Regions from separate parts of the Homo sapiens genome. Here region 1 is linked to region 2. A link is a loop called in an ENCODE intact Hi-C map of the cell type or tissue named here. Cell type or tissue: GM12878. All regions are shown on one strand. Each heading gives the region's core, and the rest is flanking DNA. Links, peaks and the distances in the headings are about the cores only. Region 1 has its middle 23 kb from the start of LINC00520. Region 2 holds the start of LOC105370512 (a long non-coding RNA gene).

The links. A loop is a pair of places that touch in the nucleus more often than their neighbours do. Peaks named below come from ENCODE experiments on the same cell type or tissue, not always from the same donor. Only the 100,000 strongest peaks of a DNase experiment are listed, where the experiment ranks them.
Region 1: it touches region 2 in a loop (2.5-fold over the local background); 2 of 110 quality-filtered maps call a loop at or near these places.

Annotation. Positions count from the first base shown.
Region 1 is chr14:55,818,608-55,821,523 of GRCh38, forward strand. No RefSeq gene overlaps it. Among named protein-coding and RNA genes, the nearest start is that of LINC00520, 23 kb to the left of the region's middle. In GM12878, for the core only: no CTCF peak of the experiment used is centred there; a DNase peak (open chromatin) is centred at 1,224.
Region 2 is chr14:56,001,810-56,004,725 of GRCh38, forward strand. LOC105370512 (a long non-coding RNA gene) reads left to right here and starts at 2,879. Exons shown (of 4, transcript XR_007064183.1): 1 at 2,879-2,916. In GM12878, for the core only: no CTCF peak of the experiment used is centred there; DNase peaks (open chromatin) are centred at 1,272 and 1,572.

The DNA of each region.
Region 1 (2,916 bases), core at 205-2,704, 180 kb before region 2:
GTATTAGTTTTTCTTTACATTGTTGTTACCAACCATGGGTTCTTGGGCTCTCAATGTAATAGAGATTGACATGAGGCCAAAAGAGTTTTCCTAAACAAGGCTTTATGGGAGCTTATGCTCAGACAAAGGGAGACAGCTCAAAAGAGAGATAATTCCCTGGCTCACTCTCCAAAAAGACATGGTATGGCTTTTTTGATTAGGCAAAGCTCCAGAATTGACATGGGGGTGGAATATGCAGGCTGGGCTGGGCAAAGCACATGAGGGGTAGGGTATGCAGGTCAGCATTATCTGGTTGCAGATGGTTATCTTGAGTCATGGGTCTCATGGGCCACCTGGTGGTCTGCCCTTTCCCAAAAAGGCTGTGAATCAGTTGCTCAGTCTGCCTTCCCAAGGTGGGACACTGCAAACTTCGTTGTCTCCTAATGCCAGTTCCTGGAATTTTTTATGTAAAAGGACTATCAGTGAGGTAGTGGTGTGGGCTTTGTGATCAGTGGGAATGCACGAAAGAAGGCTCTAATGGGGGTGAGCTGAAGCCAAACCCTGTCTCTACTCTGTCTCAATGTGATAATTACTCAATTTTTTTTCACAATTTAGTTTATATTATATATGAAGTGATTTTTCTGTACAGTTTTTTTTCCTGGAGTTTCTAATTATCTTTCTTTTTTTATTGTTGTTTGACCAAAGAAACATGTCTTTAAGAGCTTCCAGTTTCTTAATCGTAAATAAAGCCATCTTGTTTTTGAAGACCTTCACAGAACCTGGTGATCTTTTGTTTTAATTTGGATCAATTGCTTCCTAAGTTGCTTTGTAAGACTGCAAAAATTGTTGTGCTAAATTTTCTTTTCACTGGGTTCTTCTAGTTACTTCCTTTTTCCCCAGAAAACATGTATTATTTTTTCTTGCATTATTTTTTGTTGTTGTTGTTTAAGGCTATGGAGAAATGTAGCAGGAGAAGTTGTAGACAAAATCCCTCAGACACCAGATTGTGGAAGGAAAGAGTTTTATTCAGCTGGGAGCACTGGCAGACTCACGTCCTGGTAACCGAGCTCCCTGAATAAGTAATTCCTGTCCCTTACAAGGCTCTCAACTCTAAAGGGGCCGCGTGAAGGGCGGGGGGCGGGAGGTTGTGATTGATTGAGCAAATGAGGGTTACATGACTGGAGGCTGCATGTACCAGTAATCAGAATGAAACAGAACAGAACAGGGAGTTTCACAATGCTTCCTCATACAATGTCTAGAATCTAAAGATAACACAAGTGGTGAGGTCAGGGGTTGAATTTTAACTACCAGGCCCAAAATGTGGCGTGGGGCTGCCTATGAATTTCACTTCTGCCTATTCTTTTAACTTCTACTTTTTCAGCAAACAAGAAATTAAGTATAAGACAATATGAGAAGTGGTCTCCTCTCTCATTTCCCCCTTTGAGACCCTCACTCTCTAGTGGGAGTTCTCACTTTCATCCTCACTACCTATGTCTTCCTGCAAGACAGATCGATAGTGATTCATATAGTACACTTGTGCTGAAGCATTTTGGTGACTAAGGTAGCAACAAAGCTTTTTATCATTTGGAGGAGTACAGGTAGCACACAAGGGAGTAGGTAGGTTCCTATTACTACTATAATTCCTATTATAAGAGTTTTAAATCCTCTTATCACTGGGAACCATTTTCTAAACATGGCCCCAGGATCAAACCCATGCCACACTTGCACAGGCACATGTGCCAGCTTTGTTATGTCTCTAACTATGTCTTCGACTACTTGCCCTCGATCATCTATGTGTAGGCAGCAATTAGTAAGGTTAAATTTTCCACAGGCCCCTCCTTCAGCTGCTAGTAAGTAGTCAAGAGCCAATCTATTTTCATAGATAACATTTCTCATCTGAGTTTCTTGTCAGGCCGGTAAAGTCAAGGCTTGGCCGGTTTTATTAGTGATGATTTCTAAGACGGCTTGCAACCGTATGATTCGGTTGAGCATGTAAATGGGGGTCCGTTATCCCCACAAGCCATCTTGTGTCCAAGTAGCAGGCCCATAGTATTGTATAATTCTTTCAGGGGGCCATTCGTCATCTTTCCAATTACCTATGGCCATGCTTCTCCTTTCGTGGGAAGCATAGACAGGGAAGCCTAGAAGTTCACCTGTTTTTATGGGCAGTAGGAAGAAAGATGGTTTAATAGTGCCAATAACACAACTACCTGTCCATTGGTCAGGCAGCTTAGCATAGGCTCTATGCCCACATATCCAGTATGTGGATTCAGTGGCAGCCATCCAGTCCCGATGGGACTCCAGGTGGGTCCACACAGTCAGCAACTTTGGAAATTTACTAAATGGATTCTTTTCAGTGTAGTTTGAACTCCACCAAATGGCTGTTTTGGTAGTTGTCCACGACAACTGAGCCATCCTACAGGGTGGGTAAATTCTTTTCCTTCTCTAGCTATGCAATACTGCCCAATAATTGAGGCTTTTAGGACCCAGAAGTTATCAGGATGATTCTTTTGGGCTGGGAATTCACAGGGAACGGGGTCTGTAGGCACTAATTCTCAGGCTTCCCATGGCCACTGATCTCCCATTATGGTTCCTCCACAAACATAACATGAAGTGACATTAAGAGACCAGCTACATGCTCAGCTAATTGCAAAAACAAGTTTCTAGTTTTTCCTGGAATTTCTGGTACCAGCACATTTAGTTCATTATAGAAAGTTTGAAACACTGGTTGGGGAAAGCATTTTTGGACTTCTCCTCATATCAAGATATGGACTCTGGGATCAAGACCGGTCCCATCAATTCCTAGGGTTACATATTCCCCTGTTTTCCAGTGGGGATCTAGTGGGTTAGCAATTATTAGTTCTAATGGGTTGTAATTTCCACTAATGCCAGAAGAGTTACTTTTTCCTTTCTGGAGACTGACGGGGTCTTTGTCAT
Region 2 (2,916 bases), core at 312-2,811:
GTTCCCAGTACTCCATGACGCCTACTAAACTTGTAGCACCTTGAAGGTTGTGTCTTGTCCTTTCCTGAGTCCCCAGTTCAGTGTGGACCATATAGAAGATGCTCTGTAGATATTTTCATGAATTCTCAAACATCAAGACCTATTTTTATATAATATATAAAAAACAAGTATTGTACATACACTCCTTTATTATTTTTCTCTTCCTAGTTTGATATGTTACTGCCACTATTAAAATTTAAGCTTTTAAGTGTAGACATAGAGTCCATTTTTCAGTATAGACCTTCCCCTTCCTTTGGAATACATAAAATAACACTCTACAGCTCATGGACTCACCAGTGGGGCCTCTGGGTGATCACGGTGGCCTTCATTAAAATAACTTTAACCACCTTCCCTATGAGGAAGCACAGAATGTCACTGAGGTCCTGTTGGTCTTTTCCTTTGACAGATGAGGAAACTGCAGCCCCAGAACAGTGAAGCAGCTTTCTCAAGGATACTCAGCTGGTAAATGACAAAAACAAAACAGGGGCTGGGAGCTAGGCCTTGGCATTACTAGCATTCTGATTTTTGAGGCAGCTTGCCAGTGAAAGCATTGTGCTGTGAATGTAGATTTGCAATTTATGAGCATGGAGGTGTGGGGTGGGCGGGGGGCGTGGGGTTGTGCCCAGGAGGCTGGGCCGTGGTAACCTTTCGTTCTTCACATTCTTTGAATAGGATGCCTTGTTTGCTTTTCTTGCTGCTTTCGTGTATCAGTCATTCCCTTAAAACAGCCACACTCATTATAGCTGGCAAACAAACGGTCGGGAACTAGGCAACTCCAATTATTTAACTCAGCATGTGAAACCATTTAATCAGAGCTCACAGGACTGAGGGGCAGTATTAAAAAGAAATAGGCACCCTGTCTGGCCCCCAGAATGAACTCTTTTCAGGAGAGAAGAGAGCTTATATTATTTATTGTGGCAGGACTAAGATATACTGTAGTATGTAAATGAGAAAAGGACTAGATGATAAGAGTGTGGAAACGAGGGTTCCGTCTGAACTCCCTTGCTGAGTTCTAGTTCTTTCTTCTTCCTTGTTTTCAGTTAAAATTTTGGGAAAATTATTTAATTATGGTGTAACTTCATTTCCTCACCATAAAATAGAATCACTGTTATTTTGTATCTTGGAAGCTGTCTTATGATACTGCTATGAAACCTGCCATGCTGCTGCCTTCATCATCTTGCACTCATTCAAGTGGTTATAGTTACTGAAGTACCAAAAAGACCACATTAAACAGTGGTTTCAGCCGCAAGAGGTAGAATTTGGTGGCAGTTCCGCCATGCACACAGACACATTTTTAAATGTTTAGAAATCATAAGCACACATTTAATTTTTCATTTAATTTTGTGTTCACCATCTTTTGCCTTTTTTTAAAAAAAAAATGGTATAGGCAGCCTTTTGTTAAATATAAGATTGTAGGGGATGGGGCATTGTCTGGGAAATGTAATAATTGAAAACCACATTGAAGACTGATTCAGACGGAGATGCCGCAGATGGCAAGAGTCCTTCCTCTGTATCACGTCTGGTTTCAGAAAAGAGCCTCGCAGGGCTAAGCGTGCAGGGGAGCAGGAGGCTCCGAGGGACAGGAGACTTCCTCACCAACCAGCCATCACTCAGAGCAGCACGCAGGGCTCTGCACGCCCCCTTTCTGTCTCTCCTGAGGTGTTGTTAATTTGTAGAATATTATTTGAAAAATACTTGCTCTGTTTGTCCTCAAGGATATCATGCGTCTTTTCTCAGAAAAACAAATTAATGCTCTCCTCTTGATGAAGTTTAAATAAATAAATGTACAGTCATGAGAAATATGATAGGATGCAACTTCTTTTTTATTTTCTTTTTTTAAAGTTGGGGGTCTCACTCTGTTGCCCAGGCTGGAGTGCAGTGGCAGGATCATAGCTCTCTGCAGCCTCCAACTCCTGGGCTCAGCCTCCTAAGTAGCTGACTACAGCCATGCACCCTCATACCTGGTTAATTTTTAAAACACTTTTTGTGGAGATGGGGGTTTCACTGTGTTTCTCAGGCTGGTCTTAAAATCCTGGCTTCAAGTGATTCTCCTGCATCCTTTGCCTCCCAAAGCACTGGGATTCCAGGCATGATCCACAACACCCGGCCTAGGATGCAACTTCTAAATAACTACATAGAAATATGCTTTTCTCAAAACACACAACAGCATGGGCTAAACTCTAATACCTCCATTCAGTAAAATTAATTTTGCTTAAATGCTACCCAGAAAGCCCCTTTTGTTTTGAGGGGTGTGTGTGTGTGTGTGTTTTCTGTTTTGGAATTTTTCTCTTTCAGTTCTCATTGTCCCTCAGAGCAGTTCTCTCTCATATGGCTTTGGGAGGCTACTGCTAGCCAAATGCTGCACAGATAGTCAAAGTCGGTAGTGTGCAGTGTGGGCAGTGCAGGAATTACTGGGGATTCAACCCATGTATAAGGTTCATGCAGCCTTCGTGAAGTCTGGACCCTGTAATAGGTCTTCTAAGTGGGCCTGACGAGGATTTTAATTATGTCCTGTCTCTCCCATTTCATTTGAATTGAGCTCTGGGGTCCAATGTCAGTGGAGGAAACTGGAGACATGTGCCCCTAGCAAAATGTCATATTCTTTCACTGCACAGAGAGCAAGACCTGGAGGAAAAGAGGACTAGCAGGAGAAATAGGGTAAGTGGTGGGCAGGCCCACGTTAACTATTGTAATTTGATTGGTCAAACAGAATCTTGGAACCATTAGATCACTCTTTGGATTGTTTTGCATTTCTGCCTGTCTCTTTTGTTTTAAAATCTCTATGTTTTAAAATTCATCCCCCCCCCAAAAAAAAAACCCCAAATATATATATATACGTGTGTGTGTGTATGTGTATGTGTGTGTGTGTGTGTGTGT